2 separate regions of the Homo sapiens genome follow, and region 1 is linked to region 2. A link is an interaction called in ENCODE POLR2A ChIA-PET data of the cell type or tissue named here. Cell type or tissue: Caco-2. All regions are shown on one strand. Links, peaks and the distances in the headings refer to the core of each region. The heading gives the core; the rest is flanking DNA. Region 1 has its middle 28 kb from the start of MIR206. Region 2 holds the start of IL17F (interleukin 17F).

The links. ChIA-PET counts read pairs that join two places held together with the same protein. Peaks named below come from ENCODE experiments on the same cell type or tissue, not always from the same donor. Only the 100,000 strongest peaks of a DNase experiment are listed, where the experiment ranks them.
Region 1: POLR2A ChIA-PET joins it to region 2 with 11 read pairs; 3 of 35 experiments call an interaction of 5 or more read pairs at or near these places.

What each region holds. Positions count from the first base shown.
Region 1 is chr6:52,108,938-52,124,483 of GRCh38, forward strand. No RefSeq gene overlaps it. Among named protein-coding and RNA genes, the nearest start is that of MIR206, 28 kb to the right of the region's middle. In Caco-2, for the core only: no CTCF peak of the experiment used is centred there; a DNase peak (open chromatin) is centred at 7,544.
Region 2 is chr6:52,237,076-52,251,812 of GRCh38, forward strand. It overlaps IL17F (interleukin 17F), which reads right to left and starts at 7,425. Exons shown (of 3, transcript NM_052872.4): 1 at 7,322-7,425; 2 at 1,655-1,875; 3 at 1-93. The coding sequence starts at 7,354. It overlaps LOC124901328 (a long non-coding RNA gene), which reads left to right and starts at 11. Exons shown (of 3, transcript XR_007059607.1): 1 at 11-122; 2 at 1,382-1,519; 3 at 1,667-1,748. It also overlaps the pseudogene SLC25A20P1. In Caco-2, for the core only: no CTCF peak of the experiment used is centred there; no DNase peak of the experiment used is centred there.

The sequences.
Region 1 (15,546 bases), core at 3,850-11,849, 120 kb before region 2:
TCTTGAGCCATCTATTCTCTTGTTCCCTCATAACAATGAATAACAGGGATCTGATCATAGGCACACACAGAAGCCCCAAAGGGAGAAAAGTGCTCCAATCTGCAGCAGGGCTGGGTGACTGTCACCATCCCTCACTCCTTCTTTATAGCCAGTTGGTAGATGGGTCAGGCTCTCGGGAGATGCAGAAGGAAGACCTGAAAACAGAACTGAGTCTAATGACAGGGTTGCAATTGTGTCCAGAGTAATCCTGATGGGAGGGTGACAGATAGGACTCAGTGGAAGGAAGAGGTTGACCTTTGAAGGTTCCAACTGAAGACTGAGTACTATAATATGACACTCAATATAGCAAATGAATCTCCCCAGAGAGAAATAGCCATGTTGGAACTGTAAAAATATTCAGTGACTTTTGGTCTCACAGGTGCAATCTGATACCAGTTTTTGTTTATCATTCACTTCCATGGCTTCACATACTATCTGTATGCCGATGACTCAAATCTTCTGAGCTCCTGACCTGAATATCCAACTGCCAACACAGTATTTCTACTCGGCTATCTCTCAGACAGCCAAAACTCAGCAAGTCCAAAGACTTTGAGCCCTTGATCTTCTGCCTGAAATCTCTTCCTCCTCCAGTGTTTTCTGTCTCCAGGAATAGAACAACTGTTCACATAGGTACTTGTACTAGAAACTTGAGATTTGTTATTAACACAGCATAGCTTCCCACTTCTTATAAATCACCACATCTTACAGATTTAGCCTCTTAACTCTTTCAAATATACCCTCTTCCGCATCCCCACTGCCACACCCCTAGTTAGGTTATTATTCTGTCTCCCCTGAACTTCTGCAAGATCCCTCTAATTTTTTTTTGTTTCTAAAATTCTTTTATATGTACATTTTTTATTATACTTTAAGTTCTAGGGTACATGTGCACAATGTGCAGATTCGTTACATATGTATACATGTGAACAATGTGCAGATTTGTTACATATGTATACATGTGCCATGTTCACGTGCTGCACCCATTAACTCATCATTTACATTAGGTGTATCTCCTAATGCTATCCCTCCCCCCTCCCCCCACCCCACAACAGGCCCCGATGTGTGATGTTCCCCTTCCTGTGTCCAAGTGTTCTCATTGTTCAATTCCCACCTATGTGTGAGAACATGCGGTGTTTGGTTTTTTGTCCTTGCGATAGCTTGCTGGGAATGATGATTTCCAATCTCATCCATGTCCCTACAAGGGACATGAACTCATCATTTTTTATGGCTGCATAGTATTCCATGGTGTATACGTGCCACATTTTCTTAATCCAGTCTATCATTGTTGGACATTTGGGTTGGTTCCAAGTCTTTGCTATTGTGAATAGTGCTGCAACAAACATACGTGTGCATGTGTCTTTATACCTGCATGATTTATAATCCTTTGGGTATATACCTGGTAATGGGATGGCTGGGTCAAATGGTATTTCTAGTTCTAGATCCCTGAGGAATCATCACACTGACTTCCATAATGGTTGAACTAGTTTACAGTCCCACCAACAGTGTAAAAGTGTTCCTATTTCTCCACATCCTCTCCAGCACCTGTTGTTTCCTGACTTTTTATGATTGCCATTCTAACTGGTGTGAGATGATATCTCATTGTGGTTTTGATTTGCATTTCTCTGATGGCCAGTGATGATGAGCATTTTTTCATGTGTCTGTTGGCTGCATAAATGTCTTCTTTTGAGAAGTGTCTGTTCATATCCTTTGCCCACTTTTTCATGGGGTTGTTTTTTTCTTGTAAATTTGTTTGAGTTCATTGTAGATTCTGGATATGAGCCCTTTGTCAGATGAGATTGCAAAAATTTCCTCCCATTCTGTAGGTTGCCTGTTCACTCTGATGGGAGTTTCTTTTGCTGTGCAGAAGCTCTTTAGTTTAATTAGATCCCAGTTGTCAATTTTGGCTTTTGTTGCCATTGCTTTTGGTGTTTTAGACATGAAGTCCTTGCCCATGCCTATGTCCTGAATGGTATTGCCTAGGTTTTCTTCTAGGGTTTTTATGGTTTTAGGTCTAGCATTTAAGTCTTTAATCCATCTTGAATTAATTTTTGTATAAGGTGTAAGGAAGGAGGATCCCCCTAACTTGTCACACAATGTCTACACTCATTCTACCAATCCAAGTCACCAAAGCCATCATTTTTCAATGGAAAACTAATTGGCACTTTTCTCCTCAAAATTGTTCAATGGCTTTCCTATAAAGTCTAGAATTTGTAATGGAGCTGCCTGCCACAATCTACCTAATTTTTTTTTTTTTTTTTTTTTTTTTGAGACGGAGTCTGGCTCTGTTACCAAGGCTGGAGTGTGATGATGCGATCTTGGATCACTGCAACCTCCACCTCCTGGGCTCAAACCATCCTCCCACCTCAGCCTCCTGAGTAGCTGGAACCACAGGTGCATGCCACCACGTCCAGCTAATTTTTTTTATTTTTGGCAAAGACAGGGTTTCACCATGTTGCCCAGGCTGATCTGAAACTGCTGGACTTAAGTGGATCCGCCCACCTCAGCCTCCTAAAGGGCTAGGATTACAGGCATGAGCTGCTGCACCTGGCCTGGAATCCGTCTAATTTTTCATTCACTCAGTAAATGTTTACTGAGAACTACCATGTGCAGGGATAGCACAGTCACTGAAATTCTGCAGTGAATAGAACCGTCAAAAAGTCCTGCCCTCAGGAAGCTTACAGTTTAGTGGGAGAGAGAGATAGTAAACAAGAATAGTAAGTAAAATAAATAACAGGTTAGACTGTATGAAGTGCCAAGGAGAAAAATATAGAAAAGAAGAGAGGAGATCTCATGATGGGAAGTAGAATTTATGATAGGGAAGTAAAGAAAGCCATGAAAGAATGAAATAGCAAGCCCATAGATGTCTTGGTGAGCAAGTTACTACCAGCAAAGGGACAGCAAGTGCAAAGACCCTGAGAAAGGAACATGCTTGGCATGTTCAACATTTAGTGAGTAGGCCAGGGTGACCAGAGTAGGAAAGAAAGAAAACGAGTTCAGGGACAGTGGCTGGTATAGTACAGGAGATGTTGCATACAGGAGATGTTTCATACAGGACCTTTTAAGTCATCAAAAGTACAAGGCCTTTACTCAGCATAAGATGGGAAGAAGTGAAGGGTCGTGAGCAAGGGAGTGACTTATGATTACCCACTGTGCATTCTGGGGATTTGTCGCAGGCACTGGGGATTGAGTATTAAATGAGATAGTCAAGGTCTTTGTTCCCACCCAGGTCTCATCCTACTGGGGGAAGACAGACAATATGCAGTAAATAAAAAGTGAACAAGATAATCTCAGATCTTGAGAAACACTATCAATAAAAAAGTAAAATCTATAATGATGAGATGGGGGTAACAAGGTTGCCCAGCATTTTCAGACGTTCAGGGAAAGCCATTTCAAGGCAGTGTTTGCTGAGACTGAAATGTAAAGAAGGAAGTAGCCTTGTGAAGATCTGGGGGCAGAGATTCCACACAAAAGAACAAGTGCAGAGGGAGTAGAGTGGGCATGGGCAGGAGTATATGAGGAATGGAAGGGAGGCCTGTGTGGCTGGAGAAGAGTTTGTGGGTGGTGGCAGGGGCTGACATGACAGAAGCCAGCAGGGTGTATGCAGTTTATGGAGGAGGTCATAGCAAAGCTTTTTTCACATTTTATTTTATTTTATTATTTATTTATTTTTATTTTTTATTTTTTATTTTTTGAGACAGAATTTCGCTCTGTCACCCAGGCTGGAGAGCAGTGGCACTATCTCAGCTCACTGCAAGCTCCGCCTCCCGGGTTCTTGCCATTCTCCTGCCTCAGCCTCCCGAATAGCTGTCATATTTTATTTTAAATAAAAGGGAACACTAGCCAGACACAGTGGCTCACATCTGTAATCCCAGCACTTTGGGTGGCCGAGGTGGGAGAGATTCTAACTAGAAAGCTTTAGACCAGGAGTTTGAGACCAGCCTGGGCCAAAAAAGTAAGACCCTCATCTCTAGAAAAAAAAAAAAAAAATTTAATTAGCCAGGCATGATGGTGGCCTGTGGACCCAGCTACATGGAAGGCTGAGGCAGGATGATCACTTGGGCCCAGGAAGTTGAGGGTGCAGTGAGCCATGTTCGTACCACTACACTCCAGCCTCGGTAACAGAGTGAAACTGTCTCAAAAAAAAAAAATGCAAAAATTAATTCAAGATGGATTAAAGACTTACATGTTAGACCTAAAACCATAAAAACCCTAGAAGGAAACCTAGGCAATACCATTCAGGACATAGGCATGGGCAAGGACTTCATGTCTAAAACACCAAAAGCAATGGCAACAAAAGCCAAAATTGACAAATGGGATCTAATTAAAGTAAAGAGCTTCTGTACAGCAAAAGAAACTACCATCAGAGTGAACAGGCAACCTACAAAATGGGAGAAAGTTTTTGCAACCTACTCATCTGACAAAAGGCTAATATCCAGAATCTACAATGAACTCAAACAAATTTACAAGAAAAAAAAACAACCCCATCAAAAAGTGGGTGAAGGATATGAACAGACACTTCTCAAAAGAAGACGTTTATGCAGCTAAAAAACACATGAAAAAATGCTCATTATCACTGGCCATCAGAGAAATGCAAATCAACACCACAATGAGATACCATCTCACACCAGTTAGAATGGCGATCATTAAAATGTCAGGAAACAACAGGTGCTGGAGAAGATGTGGAGAAATGGGAACACTTTTACACTGTTGGTGGGACTGTAAACTAGTTCAACCATTATGGAAGTCAGTGTGGCGATTCCTCAGGGATCTAGAACTAGAAATACCATTTGACCCAGCCATCCCATTACTGGGTATATACTCAAAGGATTATAAATCATGCTGGTATAAAGACACATGCACACATATGTTTATAGCGGCACTATTCACAATAGCAAAGACTTGGAACCAACCTAAATGTCCAACAATGATAGACTGGATTAAGAAAATGTGGCACGTATACACCATGGAATACTATGCAGCCATAAAAAATGATGAGTTCATGTCCTTTGTAGGGACATGGATGAAACTGGAAGCCATCATTCTTAGCAAACTATCATAAGGACAAAAAACCAAACACCGCATGTTCTCACTCATGGGTGAGAATTGAACAATGAGAACACATGGACACAGGAAGGGGAACATCACACACAGGGGCCTGTTGTGGGGTGGGGGGAGGGGGGAGGGATAGCATTAGGAGATATACCTAATGCTAAACGACCAGCTAATTGGTGCAGCACACCAACATGGCACATGTGTACATATGTAACAAACCTGCATATTGTGCACATGTACCCTAAAACTTAAAGTATAATAATAATAAAATTAAAAAAAGAAAATAAATAAAATGGTACCCATTAGAAAACTTTATAATAAAAAATCTGATTTGTTGTAGTCAAATTACTTACAATAAAACATATAAATAATCACATTATTTATAATAAAATTATCTGGTTTTAAAATATTATAGCTAATTTGGTACATTAATTAAAGGGAAGTAAAATCTGGCAAAAATTACCAATGGCATGGAATAAGGTGGTGACAGATGGGAGGAGGTAGATATGCATGCTATTTTGGAGGACTTGATGAAAGACTGGGTATAGAGTGTGAAGAAAAAGAGCAATCAAAGATGCCACCACCATGAATATGGGGCCTGAGCTACTGAGTGTCATTTTCTGAGATAGGGAAGAACATAAAGTAGGGGTGAGAATACAAAGTTATGATTTAGCCACATTAAATTAGAGATACTTCTTAGACTCCCAAATGGAGAAGTCAGGTGGGAAGTTGGATATATGAGGAGAAAGATTGAGGATAAATAAGTCTGGAGTCATCTGCATGTGGATACTATGTAAAGCTTTGGGGCTGTGTAGAATCACCTAGGGAGAGATTCTAACTAGAAAGGTGTAAGAAGTCACCAGGGCACTCTAACATTTACAGGCCAAGCAAAGGGCCAAGAAAAAGTAACTGAGAAGATGCAGCAAGTGAGTTGAATACTGCAGCTGAAATGCCAATACAGGACCAGGAAAACAATGGTTGAGCCTGGCAATCTGAGAGTCACTGGTGACCTTGCAAGAGTGATTTCACTGCAGGGAGGAACAGAAGCCATCTGTTAAGAGGTGCAAATAAGATGAAAGCATGGATACAGAGACGATGAACAACTTTTTTGAGAAGTTTTACTACGGCAGGTTTTTGTGGTGCTGGGGGTTGTTTTTAGTGATGATCTTGAAGCATGCTTGTATGACCACGGAAAAGTTCCAGGAGAGAGAGGAAATGATTCTCAGTAAGGGGTGTAATCCTACTGCACTATTCAGACTTTGTCCTAATTAATTCCAAGTTCCCAAAGGTGCATTCCAGTTGATGTTTCTAACCTTCCAGAACCATAGATTGTGCCTCCAGCTGTGGCCAGTCATTGGGGAAAAGATTGTCCTTAGTCATCAGGAGGCTGGATGATAGAGCGTGAATGAATCAACTCAAATCCATTTATACAGCTGGGAAAGAACTCCAAATGCAGGCCATAAAAAGAGTGCATCAGCAATGGCACCAAAGTTACATGCAGCTGATTATTGTTGACTGACATACAGAACAAGCCTGCTTTTAAATTTGGGGGATGTTCTCAATACCCAGCAAGGATAGACAGCACCCCAGGACAGAGAATGTCTCTAAATCATTCCAATATCCACAGCACCTAGTATAATAATGGGCATACAGGAAGGAGCTATGCAATAAAAGTTTGTTGGATGAATGATAGGAAAGAAGGAAGGAAGGAAGGAAGAAGGAAGGAAGGAAGGGAGGAAAAGGAGGAAGGGTAGGGGAGGGTTAAGGGAGGATGATGGGAGGGAAGGAGGGAATTTTGTAAGACGTAAGATTACTGTCCATATGCATAAGTCTAGAGATCTAAAGTATAACATGAAGATGACAGTTAATAAAATTGTATTAGGGACTTTTGTTAAATTAATAAATTTTACAAAAAAGGTAACTATGTGAGATGATAAATATGTTAATCTGCTTCACTATTGTAATCTTACTATCTATATGTATTCTATAATAGCATGTTGTAAACCTCAAATACACACAATAAAATTTATTTCAAAAAAAGATTACTGCCCCTATCATGGCTCTAATGACCCATGTGAGTTTCTGTTTGCCTTTTTTACTTAACACTCTTCACCAACACCAAGTAAACTAAAGCACCTGTTAAAATTTGAATTTGTTAGTAAGCCACTTCTCAATACACATGCACACCGTCCACACAAAAGCACACAATTTATGGATGGTGTATTACCCTCTCTTGGAGATAGGCAAAGGACCCCACTTGATCAGCCAAGCTTTTAACTTGCAATTAATCAGTAAGGGTAAAAAAAAAAAGAAGCATAAACAAATTCACCAGGATCCCTTTCCCGCACCTGTAAAAAGACATTTATGATACCATAAAGATCAAAATGATAAGAGGCCCGGGAAGACCCAGAGGTAGGCTGCCTTGTTATTTACTTTGCAAAGCAGAGGCTTATTTCAGTGCTTCCATGGGAATGGGAGTCAGCCTTGTGGTAGAACCACCCACCAGTGCAGTAAAGCATGCTTGCCTCACCCTGATTAAGGGAATCCAAAGGAAAATATGGCCATGCATTTTTGTCTTCAAGAAAGAACCTGGATCCCTGCACTTATGAGCTCTGAGCTGGATGAAGAAACCAAAGGGACATCTATACCAACTATAGCTGCTCCCATTTCACTTCCTCCCCTTTGACAGCCACTGGGTCTGCTTCCACAAGAAATTTATGGTTTATGCAGCTGCTTTGACAACAGGTTTGGGGCTTCTTTGGTTTCAGCCATCAGCTCAGCTCCATGCAGCCCTCCTATATCTGCCAGGGCTTAGGAGGTGTGCTACCAGCCACCCCCATCACAGGGGCAGCAGATGTTCTGAGTGAGGGGAGGGGGAAAATGAATGTGTCTTTCCCCCTCCACCCTTACCATCCAAACAGCATAGAGTGTCAACTCTGACTTTCTACAGGTAAGGTCAGAAATAAGCTGGGAAGATGGATGTATACCACTCAGTAGCATGGCACAGTGTTCTCCACACATTTGTTTATTCAGTGATACAAATATATAGGAGGGGAAGAGAGGACCAGTCAACTTCCTTGCCTTAAAAGTAAAGCAAAGCTGTCACTGATGATGTTCAAAACTTCATCTTCAACCAAGTTCCCTCCCACCTCATGATTCAAACCATTTATCATGTATCCTACTAGATATCATCACAACATGCCTAAACTGAACTCATAATCTACCCTCACAACATTTCTGCCAAATGGACATCTTCCTAAACTTGTTCCTCCCCTCCAAGCCCCCTACAATAGCCAAGTCTATGAAGTCCTCGTCTTATCTCTCAAACTCAGTTACCTCTCACCTTCCCCACAGCCATTACCCTCACTCTAGCACCTAATACCTTTTGCCTGAATTACCATTGCTGTCTCCTAACTGGCCTCACTTCCTCAAATCTTGGAAATCTCTGCATCTAACAGTATGTGACAATACACCCTAAGGTGACCCCACTGCGCCATGCACTTGTATAACACCCTCCCCTTGAGTATGTGCAGGACCTGTGACTTGTTTTAACTTAAAAAAGAATATGGCAAAGATGGTGGGCTGTCACTGCCTTGATTACATTGCATTATGTAAGAATCCATCTTAGCCAAAAGAAGTGAGAGATTCTCCTTCTGACTTTGAGGAAGCAAACAGCTATCTTGGGAACTGCCTATGGTGAGGGCCATGTGGAACAGAGCTGTGAGCAGCCTGTAGGAAATGAAGGGGGCTGACAGCTGACAGCCACTAAGAAGCCAGGACTCCCATCTATATAGCTGCAGGGAAATGAATTCTTAAAAAAAAAAAAAAACACTCATTGAACTTGAACTTGGAAGCAGATTTTTCCCCCAGTCAAGTCTCAAGTCTCAAGTCTCTGGATGAGAATGCAGACGAGGAGACACTTGACTGAAACCCTGTGAGACTCTGCAGAGGGCCCAGTTACATTGCGTTTGATCAGTCAGGTAAAAAACTGAGATAGTCATTGTGTGTTGTTTTATGCCAGTAAGTTTGTGATAAATTGTTACTTAGCAATGACAACCAATAAAAGCCCAATACTTTATTCATGTTTAAACTCAAGAAAAAGCAGTTTGATTATTTACTTCTTCAAACCCGTACTCCCTTGACTCCCACGTCCACTCCATTCTTTCTAAATCAGTGAGTGTTCCTTCTGCAGTGCATGTCCCTTATACCCTGGCACTTCCCAGGGCTCCACTGTTGACCACTTCCCCACTAGCTCTTTGTAGTCTCCTTCGTCAGTGTCATCTACTCCCTCTGACTCTGCACTGGTAAGTCTCAGATTCAGACCTATCTCCTGAACTGCATAGGGGACAGATCCAGCTAGAGGACTCACAGGCCCCCAAAATTCAACCTGTCCAAAAGTAAAGCTATCATCCTTTCTGTTAAACTTGTTCTTACTCCTCTTCTCTCCTTATTTTATGGCCAGAACCTAGAATCACCCTAGACCCTTTCTCCCTTCAAACTGATGCCTTGTCAACCACCAAGACTCAACAGTTTGCCTTCTATTTCTCTATGTCTACTGCATCCCATTCTCTCCATACCTATCACCTTTGACCTGGGTCAGGTCTTCATCCTCTCTCATGGTGTATATCACAAGGATCTCATAATAGGTCACTCTACTTCAAGTCTTGCCACCCTAAAATTCACCCCCTGCATAACTGCCAGAGGGGCTATACAAAACATAATCTGACCACTATTCAAACTATTCAGTGTAGCATCATGTCAAAGATACGCAAGATGCTCCACAACCTGGCCTTTGCCCATCTCCCCAATCTGAACTTCCATCACTTTACAAAGCCAACTTTAGTAGCTTTACTGAAATATAACTAGCATATAATAAGCTATACTTATTTAAAATGTAACATTTGATACGTTTGGGCATATGTATACATCCATGAAACTATCACCACTATCAAGATAGTAAAAATATCTATCATTCCCAAAGGCTTACTCATGCCCTTTTGCAATATCTCCCTCCCACCTTCCCCAACTCATCTTCCCAAGCAACCACCCATCTGCTGCCTGTCACTATACATTTATTTGCATGTTCTAGTTTTAAAATAAATAATTTATCTAGTAATTCTTATTTCTGTCTGGATTATTTCACTCTGCATAGCTATTTTGATATGCATCCATATTGTTGCATGTATCAGTTAATAGTTAATTCCTTTTATTACTTAGTAGTCTATCATGTGTCTATGTCATAATATGCTTATCCATTCACCTGTTGATAGATAATTGGTGGTTTCCAGCTTTTTGGTTTTTACAAATAAATGCACTGTGAATATTTGTGTATGCAAGTCTTTGTATGAATATATGCTTTCTTTTGTGGGGGTAAACAACCAGAAGTAGGATGGCTGGATCATAGAGTAAGTATATGTTTAACTTTTTAAGAAACTACCAAACTGTTTTCCAAAGTGGTTGTACCAATTTACATTCCCACCAGCAGTATATGAGAGTTCTAGTTCCTCCACATGCTCACCAACACTTGGTATGATCACTTCTTTCTCTTTTAATCATTCTAGTAGTATCCCATTATGGCTTTAATTCTCATATCCTTAACAACTAATAAGTTTAACATGTTTTCATGTGCTTATTTGCCATCTATATATTTTCCTTGGTAAAGTGTCTGTTTAAATCTTTTGGTCACTTTTTTTGTCAGGGTAGACATGGTTTACTTTTTATTATTGAATTTTGAGAGTCCTTTATATATTCTGGATAGAAGTTCTTTATGAGATAGAAAATTCTGCAACTATTTCTCCCTAGTCTGTCTTTTTTTAAGCTCTCAACAAAAGATTTTAATTTTGATGAAGCCTAATTTGTCTTTTTTTTTTTGTGGATTAAGCCTAAGAAAATTTAGGCTTGACCCATAAAAGGTATTAGGCTTAAGAAATCTTTGTATAACCCTAGGCCACAGAGATTTCTTTCTATGTCTATTTCTAGACATTTTATAGTTTTAGGTATTGCATTTAGGACTATGATTGATTTTAAGTTGATTTTATTGATTAGACCACGAATCAAAGTTTTTGTTTTTGTTTTTGAGATGGAGTCTCACTCTGTCACCAGGCTGGACTGCAGTGGCGTGATCTCGGCTCACTGCAACCTCCACCTCCTGGGTTCAAGCAATTCTCCTGCCTCAGCCTCCCGAGTAGCTGGGACTACAGGCACATACTACCATGCCCAGCTAATTGTTTTGTACTTTTAGTAGAGACAGGGATTCACTATGTTAGCCAGGATGGTCTCAGTCTCTTGACCTCGTGATCTGCCTGCCTCAGCCTCCCAAAGTGCTGGAATTATAGACATGAGCCACCGTGCCCAGCCAAGGTTGTTGTTTTTTTTGTTTGGTTTTGTTTTTTGTTTTTTGTTTTTTTTAGCATGTACATATCCAATTGTTCCAGCAACACTTGTTGAAAGATTCTTCTTTCTCTACTAAATTTCCTTTCCACCTTTGTTAAAAATTAGTTGTTCATATACATGTGAGATTATTTCTGTACCTCTATTCTGTTCCATTGTCTATGTTAATGCCAATACCAGGCTATGTTAATTATTGTGGCTTTATAATAAGTCTTAAAATTAGATAGTATTAGACTTCCAAATTTATTCTATTTTAAAGTTGTTATGACTTGGTCCTTGTGAATTTTGGAATCAGCTTGTCGTTTTCTACTGGTAATACCCATTTGCAGCGATTCTGTTTGAAATTGCATTGAATCTGTAGATCAACTGATATCTTAACATCACCGAGTCTTCCAACTCATGAACAAGGTATATTTCTCCATTATTTCTTCTCCTTTAGTTTTTCTCAAAAGTGTTTTATAATTTTTTTTTTGAGATAGAGTCTCACTCTGTTGCCCAGGATGGAGTGCAGTGGTGTAATCTTGGCTCACTACAACCACCACCTCCCAGGTTCAAGTAATTCTCATGCCTCAGACTCCCAAGTAGCTAGGACTACAGGCATACACCATCACACCCAGCTAATTTTTGTATATTTAGCAGAGACAGGGTCTCATCGTGTTGGCCAAGCTTGTCTTGAACTCCCGACATCAGGTGATCCACCCATCTTGGCCTCCCAAAGTGCTGGGATTACAGGCGTGAGCCACTGAATCAGGCTGTGTTTTATAATTTTCAGTGAAACATAGCCACCTTGGTCTCCTAGGAACCTTAGCTTTGTGACCTTAATTCAGGAAGTCTACCTCTACTTGGTTTCCCTCCCTGCACCATAACCTGGAATCTATCTCAACGCAGCAATATGGGGATATCTTAGAGGTCATTCTCAAGGACCACTGTCCATTCCCTGATGTCCAGTTTCTTTAAAACTGTGTTTTACACTATTTGTCTGAGTTTTTCGGTTATTCCAGGCAGGAAGCTAAGTCTGCCCGTTACTCCTCTTAGCAGAAGCAATAGTCTCTGTAAGCTGATTGTCTTTCTCCCCAGCATGCCGTTCTGCTTCCTTCTCCCATGCTTTGCTCATGTTTTTTCTTCTACATCGAGTGCCTTTTCCCCCTTTTAACCTGGGTAACTCTTGCTTATCTCTCAAAACAAAACTCAAATCAAACATTAACTTCTCTAAGAACATCTCCCCCGTATCCCAAGGCTAAGTGATGCTCCCCCTCCTCTTTATCCCCATATTATTCCATGGATGTATCTGCTACTCTCATCTTTACCACTTTAATTTTCAAATTACCTGTTTATATAACCATCTATACACTTGATTAGAAGCCCTCAAAGAGAAGGGTCAAGGCTTATGTTTTTTCTAATTTTCTTTTTTTTTTTTTTTTGGGGGGGGGGAACAGAGTAAGAGACTCTGTCACCCAGGCTGGAGTGCAGTGGCACAATGATCACTCACTCTAGCCTCAACCTCCTGGGCTCATGTGATCCTCCCATCTCAGCCTCCCAAGTAGCTGGGAATACAGGCACACACCATCATGCCAGGCTAGTTTTGTTTTTTGTATTTTTGTTTTGGTAGAAACACAGTCTCACCATGCTGCCCAGGCTGGTCTTGAACTCCTGGGCTCAAGCAATCATCCTTCTTTGAGCCTCCCAAAGTGCTGAGATAACAGGCGTGAGCCACCATGCCAAGCATACTTCCTAACCTTAATGTATTGTGAAGGCTTTGGTACATAGTAGGCACTCCGTAAATATTAGTTGACCCACATCTTTGAAATACAAATTATGAACAATCATTAAGAGATGCCTTTCTTCCCTTATAGACTATAAATGCCAGGAAGGCAGGGATGGTGTCTCCTGAAAACAGCAGTCAATTCCACTAATTAAATTCCACTATTGCCCAGCGTAAGCTGAGTAAGCTGCTTCTAGAAGCCGAATTGCTGGTTTAAATAGTATTTTAAACAGAAATAACTAATGGCAAATTATTCTCCAGAAAGCTATCAATAATGTATAAGAGTTCTCATTTCTACTCATCCTCAGCAACACTAAATATTATGCCTGTTTTTTCAATGTTGCCAACCTAATGTGAGAAAATCGTTCTAAAAATTACAATTTAGTACTTATTTGTGAGGTTGAGGAGCTTTTAAATGAATCTAATGTTTATTAGATACTAAGTTTTAAACTGTGGATTTCTATTTATCACTGTCCTATTTATCCTCTGTTTCCTCCCTACCCCACCACATCCATTCTTTACTCTCCTATGCTGTGTTCTGTACCATGCGGGCTGACTTGTAAGAACTGCACCACTCAGGCTCAGACCCAGGAGGCAAGTCCCCTCATCCAGAACTCTAGCTCTCTCCGAGCTCCAATAAGCAACTCCTTCCCCTGATGCCTGCAGATCTAGACATGGTAATGGTTTCTGGATTTTGCTAGTATTTTTGTTGTTTATTCTCACAACCTGGCCACAACTCTAAAGACTGTTCCTTCGTTAAACTCTTCACTGAAATTCTTTGAGTAAGCCATTGTTTCCTGCTGGGAAAGACAGACAAGAGACACAGACCTGGGGGAGGCATGAAGATAGAGCACTGGAATTGGACTGGAGTTTAGAGACTCAAGCCACATCTCTAAGTCATGATAAAATTGAAACATGACCGAGAAGATACAATAACTTTGCCTGTTTTGATATCGTAATTTCATTTTATATGTAATGATTTGTAGGAGCTCTTTATATATTGTCGATATATTTCTCTTTGCTAGTATATACATTGCAAATATTTTCTCCCAATTTGTAGTTTGGTTTTTGAGGTAGTCTTTGTATTTTTTTTCCTTTTTTTTTTTTTTCCTTTGGTTCAGCTTAACAGTTGCAACACTAAATCAGAAGGGGGTTGGGGGCAGGGAACACACTCTGGCTTACTCCCAGATTTTATTAGAAACTTATTTATATAGCATTCTTAATTCATTTCCTGGAGTCAGGTTAGGTCTTTCCTGGAGTTAATACAACCTGGATTACATCAGGCTAATTTAGCATCCAAGTGCTCCCAGCCTTCTATTTAGAGATTCCTGTGGAAGAATTCAGATTGCCATAGGCCTCATAGCTGTCTAAGCTTCCTCTCTCTTCAGTTGTCCAATGGCATAAGTAGGAAAGATCTAACTTCTCTAATATACTAAGCTCCAAGAAGACGGGGATCTTGTTTCTATGTCACCACTGCATCCCCAGCTTCTAGCAACAGTGCCTAGCATGGAATCAGTGTGTAATAAATATTGAATGAATGAGTGAATGAATGAATGAATGACAGAGGAGAAGGAATAGCATTTCCTCTCTACCTTCCTGCTCCTCAATTCTGTATCACCATGACACAACCTCGCTGATGTTGGGCCAGTTATTATCCCTTATGAAATGCAGTTTTGTTGCTTCTTCTATCCCATTAAATACCCATACATAGCATCTATGCTTCCTAAGAACCTTTATAAAGTCAATGAAAAGTGTGAGCCCAGAGGTGAGCAGTCAGATTTCACATGCAGATAATGTATTTGTCCTGTAGCAAAAATCTTGACAGACTATAAAGTTGTGTTTTTGTTTCCTTTTCTTCATCTTAGAACTGTAAAGGTAGCTCCCCTTTGGAGGGGATATATGTATGGATCAGGACAGCTATCCTAAGACTAGAAGAAGGAATGCTATCATTTGGATAAAAGAGTAGAATCAACATGTTGTTCATTTTTTCTGTGAGAAGGCTAAGATGAGGGGCAAGAGAGACATACTGGGGGGAGTTATGGAGATTGGGTATTGGAACTGTACTGGAGATTGGATACCTGGACCATATCCCTGAGTCATGATAAAGTTGAACCATGGCCCAGAAGATGCAAAAGCAGTGCATCCGGAAAGCAACCACTATGTGAATCACCCAGCCAGTCTTAGCAGGCTGTCCCTGATGTGAGTAGAGCCATTCATTCAACAAACACTCTTCTAATTATTTAGGATACATCAGTGAACAAAATATCAAATTTATATTTTAGCCATCATCTTTTCTGTGCACTGAA
Region 2 (14,737 bases), core at 1-8,000:
ATGTCTTCCTTTCCTTGAGCATTGATGCAGCCCAAGTTCCTACACTGGGCCTGTACAACTTCCGAGGGGTACCGGTTGGGGTCCCAAGTGACACTGCAGGAGGAGCAAGCCAAAGCACAATGGTGAGGCATGGGGGAGGAAGACAGCGAATGAGAGCCCCACAGCACTGAGTGTTCACCTGCAGGGAGGCAGTTCTGCAGGGCTGTGGCACAGGTTCTGGAGCCACACAGCCTGGAAGCATACACCAGCCTCTGGCAGTGGCTTACCTTTCTAAGCCTCAGTTTCCTCAACTATAAGATGGGGATTTTCATATACCATTTTCTCATGCAACTGTTGAGAATACTCAGTGATACAAGTACATATAAAATACCCCACTGTACAAATGTTAGCATTCAATTAACATTAGATCTTTCATTGGCATTATTATTATTATTATTACAATTCTTTATTCTCTGCCTGGAGATTGAACGTCACTAGTCAGTCTTCCATCACTAGTCGGTCTACAGAGCCTGCTGCTTGGAAAGGAAAGCCACAGCCCCAGAGGTCTGTGAATCTCAGACCTTCTCTCCATTTCTCCTTTAATAGGCCCCTCTGCCTGGAGGCATAAAGACCACAACATTTATCCTGCCAGCTTGCCATTGTACATATTCCACTTGTAGTGTGACAGGACCCCCACCAGGTTACTTGAGGGTGTGTGTCCACTGTCTGAACCCTGAAGGACGGGCAGTGAGCCAAGGCCACCATGCACAGCCAAGGAGCAGGCCACCGAGAACCCAAACATCTCAGAGAGTATCTGAGAACCTACCAAGGAAAACAGTCCCATTGGACACACACAGTAGGCAAAGAGCCAGAAAATTCGCTTAAGAGCAGCTTAGAGATGGGAGGCAGAGCGGATCTCTAGATCTGTCCTGCTGTGGCCCTAGGGCGCCCCATAGTAAGTCTTAATAAACTCATCCACTCGCTAAGCTGGACTTGTCCAAGTCATTCTTTGATCTCTCCATATCTTCCCAGTTCGAGGCAGGGGGCACTACCGTCCCAAGGTTTTCTCATAACACACTCACATGAGAAGCTATGTGACAACCCCAGAAGCACTTCAATTGTCCCTGGAATCTACTTTGATACTTACATTTGGAGAGTATGAGGGAGTGCTTGGTCTTCCAAGAACCTGTATCTTAATGCCAAATTACAAGACTGTACCCTGAAGGTCTCCACCTAACATCCCATTTCCCAGACTGGCCTTTCTCCTCCACTCATTCCCACTCCTTAAATGATAATGTCTAATCTGAGTGAATCTCCTTAAACCGACTTTTCTGTTTCCCATTTATCCTCATGAGGAGATAATTATGCAATCTGCTTTAAAGAACCCTCTCTTCCAACACAGGAAAATTTGTGAATTCTATCCTAGAACTACATGAAGCAGAAAAAGGCACAAAGTCTATGAGAACGTGGAAGCAAAATATTAGGACCATCAACCACAAAGGTGAACCTAGTCCAAAACAAGAAAGATATGAGCTCCCAGGTAAAGTGAAATTTTCATTGTTAAGAGGATTTTCCCTTTTATTTTTTCTATGTATTCTACATTTTCTACTTTATGATTAGAATGAATTAACATATTTTTCCAAAGAATGTGAAAATCAGTCTCATTTGCACTTACGTGTAATTCCAGGGGGAGGTGGAGCGGCTCTCGATGTTACGTGACATGGAAACGCGCTGGTTTTCATTGATGATGCCAATGTCAAGCTTCATACTACCTCCTGGCACAGGCGGGCAACTCTCAGGCTTTTGGAAAAAAGTATGTCCTACTTTGGGGATTTTCCGAGCTGCCGCCTCACTCAGAAAGGCAAGCCCCAATATCGACAGCAGCAAGTACTTGACCTGGAAAATAGAAGACGCTGCAATCAGTTAGAGACTCGCCTCACCTACTAGCAAGAGATGCATGGTCTGGCGGAACTCAGCATTCCTGTCCTTTTATGGGATCAGGGCTTCTCTTTGCACCTCAGTTCCTCACCTGGAAATGGGAACACTCACACCTAAAGGTATCAAGGTGCCAAACTGAGAACTAAACTCAGTAGCCTAGCTAGTAACTGAAGCCCTCCATAGTCTAAAAGCTCCCAAACAGTGAGACAGAAAGATGCAAGGGTCTGAGATTGAGTTAAAATCCTATCCTGGCTTCCTTGCTGAGCCTCTAGTTTCTCTTCCTTCCAACTGGATAATAATGCTCACTTTATGAGACTACTAATGAGATTAAATAGAATGTTCTATATAAAACACCTATAAATCTGTATAAGAAAAATAGAGGCTTAATAAACGATAGCTCTTGTTTTTATTTCCAACTTGATATCCCATGAATCTCCCACAAAATCCTTCTTCGGAGCCACCCCTCTACCTAGAATACACTGCCTAGAATACTCTGTCTGTCAAAATCCTACCCTTCCATTAAGGCCCAGCTCAGATGTGATCTCCTCTAAGAACAGTCCCTAAAATGGTTCAATCAGAAGCATGTTTATTATCCTTAAATTATAAAGCTTTGATCATCTAGCACTCAAGCAGCATTTTTTAATTGTCTAGAAATGTAGTATTTGTGTTCCTGTCAGATCTACACCCATTAGATTGTAAGTTCCTGCATATTACACATTTTCCATAAACACTTTTGGAATGAATGAGTGAATGAGTGAATGAATGAACAAAATGATACAGCTAAATTGAACTATATAGTTAAGCTCACTGCATTAAGAAAAACATTACGCAAAACCAACGATAGCAAAGTTCCAATTATCCATGCTAATTGAAAGAAACCGGGGCACTAATGATGCACCACAAGAGAGAATATGGAAACTATTTCTCTTTAGCTCTGGAGCATTTTTTTTATACTTACGTTGAAATGCCAGTTTATCTGGTGTTATAGGAATGCGCAAAGAATGAAAGTGCACTGAAGACCTAATGAAAAGAAAAGCTACAAATCTTGCCAGATTCCCTTTGTCACAACCATGCTTTGCTCACCCACCATTGCCACTGACCCTTACTGGGGATGAGCAAGGCCCATCACCAACTCTCAACATAATACAGAAGAAGAGCTGAAGGCCGGGTGCAGTGGCTCACGCCTGTAATCCCAGCATTTTGGGAAGCCGAGGTGGGTGGATCACCTGAAGTCAGGAGTTCAGGACCAGCCTGGCCAACATGGTGAAACCTCGTCTCTACTAAAAATATAAAAATTAGCCAGGCGTGGTGGTGCACGCCTGCAATCCCAGCTACTCGGGAGGCTGAGGCAGGAGAATCCTTTGAACCTAGGAGGTGGAGGTTGCAGTGAGCCGAAATTGCACCACTGCACTCCAGCCTGGGCGACAGTGCGAGACTCCTGCTTGGAAAAAAAAAAAAAAAAAAAAGAGCTGAAAATAAGTTGCTTTTATTCTCTAGGCTTAGCGTTGTTCAGGCTCACACCTTCCATGAGTTAAGGTAGGGAAGGTGATTAGACATGTTGGTTTCAAAGGCCTTCCTTTTCATATTTTGCAGATACTAGAGACAAAAAACAATAAGAGTAAACAAAAAGGTCATAGTGTCCATTTGCCATACTGAGGAAGCTGACACTAAAAAGAAGTTGAAAGCAAGATTGACCCAGAAGAGTCAGAATGAGGCTGATTTGCCTTTAGATAATCAGCAATCATCAACTTTCATCCCCCACAATCGTTCATTCATTCAACAACTAGCTCTTGACTTTACAGTGTGGTAGCTCAGGGCATGGGCTTCAGAGTCAGAAGTCCAGGGTCTGTAACTCAATTCCAGGACTCTTAGAAGCGATGACTCTGTTTCCTCAAAAAAAAAAAAAATGTGAAGATTAAATGAGATGATCCATATAAATTATGAAGAACACTGGCAGCATATGATAAGTATCCAATACTGGCGACTCTTGCTAACTCTATATTGTGCTACACAGTGGACTAGACAGATGTGGAATTTACACTCATATACCTTGTCTTGACAAACTGCTATGGCGTTTGTTTGTTTGTTTGTTTGTTTGTTTGTTTTGATGGAGTCTCACTCTGTCGCCCAGGCTGGAGTACAGTGGCACAATCTTGGTTTACTGCAATCTCCGCCTCCCAGGTTCAAGCGATTCTCCTGCCTCAGCCTTCCGAGTAGCTGGGATTACATACGTGCGCCACCACACCTGATAATTTTTTGTATTTTTAGTAGATATAGGGTTTCATCATGTGGTCAGGCTGGTCTTGAACTCCTGACCTCAAGTGATCTGCCCACCTCGGCCTCCCAAAATGCTGGGATTACAGGCCTGAGCTACCGCGCCTGGCCTGCTATGACTTTTTTTTTAAAAGATGCCAACTTATATTAGAGGGTCTTAGATAACTTCCCAAGCCTACCAATCACATATTTAGGGTTCTTAAGTAAATTCCTCCTTTGTGTTTTCTCTTTCCTCTTCTGTGTCATACTCACTGAATCACTATTAATTTTCATTATGAAAACTTTTAAATACATACATTGGAGTTATATGACTTAGCAATAATTACAATGCTTCTAACAAGTCATTATTACATTTGCTTATATATTCTTAGAGTATATTAGAAAATTCTTTTACATCTCTTTAAACACTGGATTTTCACAACTACCTGGTGAGGTAATCAGAGCTAGTATTAATTATCCCAATTAGACAGGTGAAAGAGTTCTGTCCCAGAGGGAATAAATAACTTGATTGGGTTCACCAGCCTATGAGTACCAGTCTGGGGACTCAAACCTAGGTGTCAGTAGTCAGTGCTATTGTCATTGAAGGTCATTTTTATTATTACCAACATTAATCTTAGTTTTGTCTCATTAGAAGAGCTAAGTGTTTTAGGTAATGTGACAGCTGTACTAGATGTGCATAAGTGTTGTAGGTCACATAGCTCGTTATCAGGAAATCAGATGATGTCTGCAAATACTCCAATTTGCTCCACAAAGCTTTTGATCTGAAACTGTAGATTTTAGTGGTTATGTAATACAGAGCAGGGGCTCTGAACCAGGCTGTTGCTGGTTCTTAAGAATGATTTAAACAGCACCTCTCAGAGAAATCCAGAGCATGACTTGAACTCTTATATGCCACCTATAAAGCAGATGAATAGATATCGCTCTCAATCTGTATAATAGGGGACAGGGGCAAGGGAAAGCACCAGGTGAAGGTGAGCTGTAACAGGACAACAACCTTCTCAGCCTAGCTTTGCACCTCACTCTAATGTGAGCTCACCTGAGCAACCTGAACATCCATCCTCTATACTCACCAGCAATGTGTGGACACATGTAAGCATGCACCTGGCCAACCTCTAGGTCCATGAGAATTTGCCTCAACTACTTATTGAAGATGTCCTATCTGCCTGCACCTCTCAACTTCTAATCCTATTCCAATGCTCCTTGCACTGTTATGTTTCTTGCTGACAACCCAACAGATTTCTTTAAGGAAACTAGAATTAGAAATAGCTATGGAGCACAAAGCTACCCAACAGAATTGCTTGGATGCAATGGCTTTAAATTCACAAATCTTGCCTCTGAACCAAAGAAAAGCATACTGTATGTGGAGACAGAAAGCTTAGATTGGTGTACCAGTTCTTGTGCTTACAGTATCCAGCAATGTTAAATAAATAGCTTAATTGAGCTTTTGTTCATCTGTATAAAGTGGAAAGTATTCCCATCTACTTCAGTGGATTGATCAGAATTTCCAGGACAATAATAACAATATTAATATGAACAGTTAACACTTACTGAATGCTTTCTCTATCATTATCAGTCGTTGTTTATTAGAATGGCCAAATTAACTGAAAATTAAGCATACACAAATCTGCCAGTACAGAGTATAGACTCATTTATTCTCAAAGATATTAATTAATCCTCCCAATAAATGCCATGAGAAAGATGCCATTGTTATCCCCACCATACAGTTGAGGAAACGGAGGCACAGAGAAGATAAATAACTTACCCAAAAATCCTACATTTAGCAAGCAGTGGAGCCAGGTCTGCCTGACATCAAAGCCTATGCCCCTAAATATGGCACTTTGCTGAGCTACATGTAATCTTTAAAATAACACATAAATATAAAATAAAACATACCATTGCTATATGCCATGAACCTTTTATGATATTCAAGCTCTTTTAAGTTGTATGGCTTGTAAAAGGAGAAAAAAAGGAAATTATCTAAGCCAATAATATGATGCGGGATTTCCTAACCCCTGTTTTCATGTACCTCTATAGTAAATTCTTCTCAGGCCTTATCTGACTAATGTCAGGCAAGATTCCAGACCTGCTGGGGCTAGATTTTCATTGCATTAACATCTCTCTTTCCTCCAAGAAGAATGAGATGGTACAAAATAAATAAATAGCAATCAGAGACATGGGAAATTTCCCTTCTCTAGGAGCTGTCCAAAGTCAACACTGGGTGATTTCATTTCTTCCATCCAGGGCACTCCTGTAATCTCAGGGGAATCATTAAACCTCTTGAGGCCCCAGTTTCCTTGGTTAAAATGTATATGTACATAATCCCTAAAGTGCTGGCCAAGCTCCCACCATGAGATAAGAATTTCAGGCCAACCTGACTCTATAATGGATGGCCACAGGAAAGAACATGCTAGTTGTCTGTGATGCCAAGGACTGCACACACTAACACCACCTGGGCACACACTAACACCACCTGGGCAAAAGCCATTGGGTGAGGAGCTGCATTTTTTTTTCTTTGAGACAGAGTCTCGCTATGTCACCCAGGATGGAGTGCAGTGGCGTGATCTTGGCTCATTGCAACCTCCGCCTCCCAGGTTCAAGCCATTCTCCTGCCTCAGCCTCCCGAGTAGCTGGGATTACAGGCAACTGACCCATGCCCAGCTAATTTTTGTATTTTTAGTAGAGACAGGGTTTCAAGTTAGTCAGGCTGGTCTCAAACCCCTGACCTCAAGTGATCCACCCACCTCAGCCTCTCAAAGTGCTGGGATTACAGGCGTGAGCCACCAGGCTCGACCTAATTTCTGTATTTTTAGTAGAGACCGGGTTTCGCTATGTTGGTCAGGCTGGTCTCGAACTCCTGAACTCATGTGACCCGCCCGCCTTGGCCTCCTAAAGTGCTGGGATTACAGGCATGAGCCACCACGCCTGGCCAGGAGCTGCATTTTTATGCCATTATAACTTTTCTAGTTATTTTTTTCTTTTTCTCCACCAGACAGGAGTCAAAATTAAAGTCATCTCTGTTTTTTAAGAAGTAATTCCAAAAAGACCCCAATCAAACCTAATTCCTTAGGATTCTGTTTTCTGAAATCCTAGGCATGACAGTCCTTAAACCAGAATGATTGCTGCTACTCACCATGGCTGGGCCATGCAGGGTCTTCACTGTCATGTTGCGCTGGTGGCTTACTTTGTGCAGGAAGCTCTTTCTGTGAATGTATCTTCCTGTGTATGCCTGTGTTCTATCAATGAGAGTACCTGTTAGTTTTATAGCAATCATTGCCCCTGTTTCGATTGACCTGCTTACTGTCTTTAAGTTGTGGTTGACCCGGAGTTACTGACGAATGCAGGGGTTTTTTTTTTTATTCCATTTCCCGAAGGGGAACAAAAGGGGGACCCTAAAGAAAGGGATGACAGGAAAAGGACCAAATTTTTCTTTCCTTCTACCCTACTTCCACCCCCATTGCCCACAAATCAGAGCAAAATTTTTAATTTACTACAGAGATGAACCAAGTTAGAAATTGTTGTCAAATCTTTTTTGTTCTTCCACAAATTGCCAACACCCTTGTCACGGACCATATGTTCTACTTTCCAGTCACGCAATATGAATCGTGATTTAAATGGGAGAAAACTCATCCTTAGAGGAGCCTTGGTACTAAACTATCTTTACCTCCATTTTATGAATGGGAAAACAAAACTAAAGAAATGAATGACATAAGTGAAAAATTCAGAAATGATATACCCTGGTAGTTTTGTTATCTCCCTGAACTAATTATTTTTTAACCCCATGGTTAGACTCCTACTGGTGCTTAATAAATAATCACTATTCATTGTGTTGATAAAACAAACTGTTTTCCTCTGCTCTCACACCACAACCAGCAACACAAAAGATTTCCATGACCATGTATGTGGGCATTTATCTCCATCAACCAGCAAGCAATCAATTCTGCATCCAACGCCAGCTAAGCATCTTCTAATCCAATTCAATTCTGACGCTATCTCCAGGTAGGTAGAGTCAGATCCCACAGGCTGAAGGCTCAGTCCCACAAAACTGCTCCCACTTTAAGCACCAATCACAGGTCCAAGCCTCTGGGACTTCTGACTGACTGGCCTCAAGTTCAGGTTCCCACAAACCGCTTGAGTTTGATTAGGCTTGATTAATTTGTTAGAACAGCTCACAAAACTTAGGGAACACTAATTTATATTTACCAGTATATTCTAAAGGATATTTTTAAGGATACAAGTCAACAGCCAGATGAAAAGGTACACAGGGCAAGGTTTGAAAGGGTCACAAGCACAGAAGTGTTCTTTCCCATGGAGCTGGGGTGCACCACCCTCCCAGCACAGGGATGAGTTACTGTTTACCTTTCTTAGAACTTCCACAAGTTCAGCGGTCCAAAGGCTCTTTGTATCCCATCCTCTTGGGCCTTTTATGGAGTCTTCATTGGGCAGACATGATTACAACATGGAAAACTGTAAACAAATGTGATTGGATAAAAAGGGTATAACCTGATATTAACAGGTTGAATGAGGAAATTCAGCCAGGCCTGCCTGTTCAGATTTTTCTTGGCCTCTCTGAGCAGCCTTCCTTCCTCCTGGGTAGAGGGGAGGACCCTTCCTGAATTGAGGGTCTTATGGCCTATGATTAGACAAGGTAAATCAAAGAATTTCTTTATGGCCAGCTCCAAGACAAAAGGTGTGGGGGGTGATGTTAGATGACAGGATATTTTCTGTTTCTATGGTCTTGGGGAGAAAAGGTGGGCAGGAGAAGTTCAGAGAGGGAGATTCTTTTTTCTGAGGCCTATTTCTTAGGCCTAAAGTGCCCCAACATTACAATAAAAGACTGTCTTTTTCACCTTTATTGCTCTGAAGCTGTCTGAAGCTGCTTCAGGAAACAAAGACAAAAAAGCTAAATACCCTAACAAAAGATATGCTTATTATTTTTATCACTTAGGATATAACGAGGGCTGTGGGAGTTATGAACCAGGAGCCATGGACAAATATACATATATGTAAAATCACATTGATGCAACACTTAAATGCCCATTACCTTGGCTATCTCTAAGAATGGTTTTTTTTAACCAAAATTAATTAGCAAGTAGAAGCCTTTAAATGCAAGATTGGCAGCCCTGGCACTGCAGCTGGGGCAGCAGAGCCAGGACGGCCCAGGAACTGACAGACTGAGGGATAGGCAGACTGACCATAGCCGACCAGCCAAAGCCCATCAGCCTGCTCAAGAACCTGCTGGCCAGTGGCTTTGGTGGCATGTGCCTGGTGTTCATGGGGCACCCTCTGGACACTGTCAAGGTCCGACTGCAGACACAGCCACCGAGTTTGCCTAGACAGCCTCCCATGTACTCTGGGACCTTTGACTCTCTCCCAAAGACTCTTAGAAGGGACATCACAGGGCTATATAAGGGAATGGCTGCCCCTATCATCGGTGTCACCCCCATCTTTGCTGTGTGCTTCTTTGGGTTTGGTTTGAGGAAGAAACTATGACAGAAACACCCAGAAGATGTGCTCAGCTATCCCCAGCTGTTTGCAGCTGGGATGTTATCTGGTACATTCACCACAGGCATCGCGACCCCTGGAGAACCCATCAAGTCCTTGTTACACTTTCAGCCTTCTTCAGGGGAAACCAAGTACACTGGAACCTTGGACTGTGCAAAGAAGTTGTACCAGGAGTTTCAGATCCGAGGCATCTACAAAGGGACCGTGCTTACCCTTATGTGAGACGTTCCAGCTAGCGGAACGTATTTCATGACAAATGAATGGCTAAAAAATATCTTCACTCCGGAAGGAAAGAGGGTCTGTGAGCTCAGTGTGCCTTGAATCCTGGTGGCTGGGTGCATTGCAGGGATCTTCAACTGGGCAATGGCAGTCCCGCAAGATGTGCTCAAGTATCCCTTCCAGACGCACCTCCTGGGAAATATCCTAACAGTTTTGGAGATGTGCTGAGGGAGCTGATCTGGGATGAAGGAATCACATCCTTGTCTAAAGGGTCTGATGCAGTGATGACCCGAGCCTTCCCAGCCAATGCAGCCTGTTTCCTTGGCCTTGAAGTTGCCATGAAGTTTCTTAATTGGGCCACCCCCAACTTGTGAGGCAGAAGGCTGCTCAAGACTTCTGGATGCTGGAACTGTTGCTGAGAAGGAAGAGTAGTGGGCAGAACTAAGCAGACTTGGAGAATGAGGGGAGGAGACGGTGGGATCAGAGCTCTGCGCATGGACTTGGTGAGACTGTTGCCTTAATGACATCCTCTACCTTGTATAAGTTGGTGTGTCATTTCGCAACTTGAATTCATTCTTGTCAATGTAAGGGACCTTAAGAGGATTTGGAGATCTAGTAGTTTCTAGACCAGATACTACCTGTGGCAAGAATACTGCCTACCAGTTGACGGTTGGCCCTACCACACCCAAAGTGTTTCTCATTAAAGAGGTAATCTCAGCTTCTCACTGGAGGCACTTTGGATGCTTTCAACCAGCTGACCAGGGGCTGAGATCATCTTCAATCCCTAGCCAGGAACACCCACTTGATTTCCAGGGTACCACCTAATCCTGGGCTGCACATGGGGATTTGGACTTGAGCCCCACATCTGTGTCCAACTGGACTGGGCATATATGCTTAGGAAGAGATAACCTATTAGCTATTGATTTTTGCTTTTTTTTTTTTACACAAGTAATCAAAAGTAAAACTAGAGTAGAGTAGCCTAATTTCCCAAGAATGGGTGAAAAACTTTCCTTTCTACACAGTGAGGACAGTCCCAGCCTGCTGGGATAAGTGAGAAAACCCAGGGTGAAGGAAGGCTCTTTCTGCACAATCTTTTCTCATGAGAGCGCCATATTTTTGTTTCCAATTTTTGAAGGAAAAAAATTAAGCGTTTAAATGCTCTGACATGAAATTTAAATGACCTGCAAAAAGTTAATTTGTCTCAGTTCAGTTCAGGTTGTCAAACATTTGTTAAACACATTCTATGTGTCAGGCATTGTGCCCTAGAGATACACAGACATTCCCCAAAAAACAGTAACTTATCTTTTTTTACATTCATTAAGATTGGGTAAAATTACACATCATCTTTTCATAAGGCAGGACACATTCTAGCAGGGCAAAGTTATTTTCCTCTAGCGTAACATGTTCGAACAACTCTTTGCCATTTTCTTCACATGAAGAAAATGAAGAGAAAGTTGTTCTTAGGTTCATTGGAAGGCCCTGAAAAACCGATCAAAATTCTGTGATCACAGGCCTTCCATCCACCCTGCTCCCCTCCATGCCTGTGCAATCCTCTGCAGCTCTCTCTGGAACAACCAGAAGTGTAACTTCTACAAAAAGATTTCCTCAAATCACCCTTTCAGGCATTGTTCCCTTCCTCAACCTCTTGTGCCAATACTTGTGTATCTTGCCCTCACATACATGTTTTAGGATAGTTCCCTGGGATCTTCATATATTTGGGTAACTTTACCCTGCTTCCCAATAATCTCTACCAGCCTCCTTCTCCAAATATACATCCTCAAATATACAATCTAGATTAAACAGTGTATTCTATGCAAAGACAGACTCAAGTCCCCTGGCCAACCCCTTCTAGCCAGACTGAACCCCCTAAGCCCATCTTACGGAGAATTTTCAAGGCCTCCCCAGGAGTGACCTTCCATGTGCACAGTGAAGGTAGCTCCATGAAATCAAGAGCCATGTTTTCATCTTTGCTTATATCACTCATGCTCCCAAAGCAACATGTGCAATAGACCTTTAAATGTGTACTAAATTGAGTGGATTGAGTCACTCATTTTCTTCAGTGATCTCTTTTCCATTCAGAGCTGTACCTCAATGCATAGAAGAATATACCAGCTCTCTTGAAAGAAAGAATGAATAAATCAGTTGGAACCAAGAGTACCGAATTCAAAACAAGAGGATTTGCTAGATTGCAGGGGAGAACAAAATGGTTCTTTATGTAAGCAGGAGGCAACACTGACCTTTGGTCACAGTTTTCCCCCTTGGGGTAAAAACAACTCTTATCAGGATGCCAGACTGGTAACTGGCTATCACTGAGTTCAAACTAAATCAACAGATCCAGATTCTTATCTCATCTAGCATTCATTGAGCACTTCCTATAATGTAAATCATGTGCTAATACCAGGGACACACTAATGAACATATGATGGGCACACGGCTGACTATGGTGGAACCCTTCACTGACTGGCTCTATACCACTCATGATCTAAGCTGTCACCAGCTTTAAGAGTTTCAATAATGCATTGGAGCCATTATTCAACACACTGACAGCGAGATGACTACAGTCAACTCCAAGAGCCCACAAAAAGAGATACCAAAAGACTCTGTTGTCTTAGCAATGAGTTACACACAGCCTCAAATGTGGTAAAATACTATACTTCTTCAAACATCCAAATCAGCAAGATGTTTTCATGCCCTCATATGTGCTTGGAGCCATGATACATTTTGTTGGGGCTAGTAGCACAGGCAATAGACTGTATTATTACAGTCTCTACCTTAATGAGCTTAAAACAGTCATGGAAAAAAGTGAACACGCACATATAAACCAGTAAGATAATAATATGAGATTGCTGGGAATAATGATAAAATAAATGTACACATTTAGTTTAACAAATACAACTTTTAAAAACTTTTATTCTCATTTTTAAAAGGGGTATCTAGCCAGGTGTGGTGGCTCATGCCTGCAATCCCCACACTTTGGGAGGCCAAGGAGGGCAGATCACTTGAGGCCAGGAGTTTGAGACCAGCCTGGGCAACATGGCAAAACCCTCTACAAAAAATACAAAACTTAGCTGGGTGTAGTGGTGCACACCTGTAGTCCCAGCTAATTGGGAGGCTGGGGCCAGAGGATCACTTGAGCCCAGCTACTCAGGAGGTTGAGGCTGCAGTGAGCAGAGATTGTGCCACTGCTCTCCAGCCTGGGTTACAGAGTGAGACCCTCTCTCAAAAAGAAAAAAGAAAAAAAGTGCATCTAATCAAGATATACTACTGCAACATGACAGTATATCTGCAGTTACAGAAATTTATGCCTTGAAGTAAAGTGCTATCATAACAGAAAGCATGAAACAGTGGTCAGGTAGCACGCCATAGGCTGGACAGACGATAATCCATGCTCTACAATGGCAAAACATTTAGTTAAACCATTGCCTGCAATAACTTGAGAGGCAGATCTTGTACCTAATAAACTTGAAGCTCTAGAGAAAGAGATTAGAAAACAGAATGTTAGTTGCATGTGTTTGGATACTGTTGTCTGCATTTGGCCAAGTAACACATAAAAGAGATGAGCTCAGGAAAGAGTTGGCAGGTTGATAAACAAAAATGAAAGGAAATGAAGACAGTTCAGAAATTCAGAACCCTAATTACCCAGGCGTGGCGGTGGGCGCCTGTAATCCCAGCTACTGTGGAGGCTGAAGCAGGAGAATCACTTGAGCCTGGAGGCAAAGGTGAGCCGAGATTACGGCACTGCATTCCAGCCTGGGCAACAGAGCAATTGACTCTGTCTCAAAAAAAAGGAAAGAAATTAAGAAATTCAGAGCCCTGTAAGGTTGCAACAGAAGATTGAAAAAGCCTTTGAAAAAGAAATGCACAATAAAACCTTTCAACCAAGTAAATTACCGAAGGGCAAGAATTAGAATGAAGCATCTGGAAAAAAATGTTTAACTGGATAAAAGGACTCAATTAAAAGTGTAAAAGTATAGTTCTAGTAATCTGCCATCAAATCAAGACAGAGTTATAGGAATGAAGAAACAAAGAAATAGAAATGTTCTGGGAATTATGCCTCAAAAAGAATTGACTCAGATTAGAAGTTCACTAAGTTTTTGAGAGAGCTCTAGAAATTAATCAGGAACCAATCCTCAGTCCCCCAACCATCAAGGAACAAGAATTAAAGCTCTAAGAAAGGTATATTCACCAACACCATGTCAGATGTGACCAAAGAGATTACAGGGAGAAAAAATAAATTTTTTAAACCTTCCAAGAAGTGGAGCCAGGGACCACAGAGTAAAAAGGAAGTGAGCCTCTCCCAAAAAGCAGAAAACTACAGACCCCACAAACTCTACATCATTCTTGGGGTTTTTTTTTCCTTTTAATGCAAAACATTTCCAGTTTCAGACTTTTTTGAAACTACTAATTCAATGTTTCATATTTGTTTGAGTCAAATATTCAAAACCATTATGCACTTTCTAGAATCTCCACAAAATCACAATTCATAGAAACTAACCCTTCTTTTTAAATGTAATGATTAGGTATGAGTGCGGTGGCTCACGCCTGTAATCCCAGCACTTTGGAAGGCCGAGGCGGGTAGATAGCTTGACCTCAGGAGTTGGAGGCCAGCCTGGGTAACATGGTGAGACTTTGTCTCTACAAAAAAAATACAAAAATTAGCCAGGCATGGTGGTGCACACCTGTAGTCCCAGCTACTCAGGAGGTTGAGATGAGGGGATCACTTTAGCTAGGAAGTCAAGGCTCCAGTGAGCTGTGATCGTGCCACTGCACTCCAGCCTGGACAACAGATCGAGATCCTATCTCAAAAAAAAAGAAAAGAAATGAT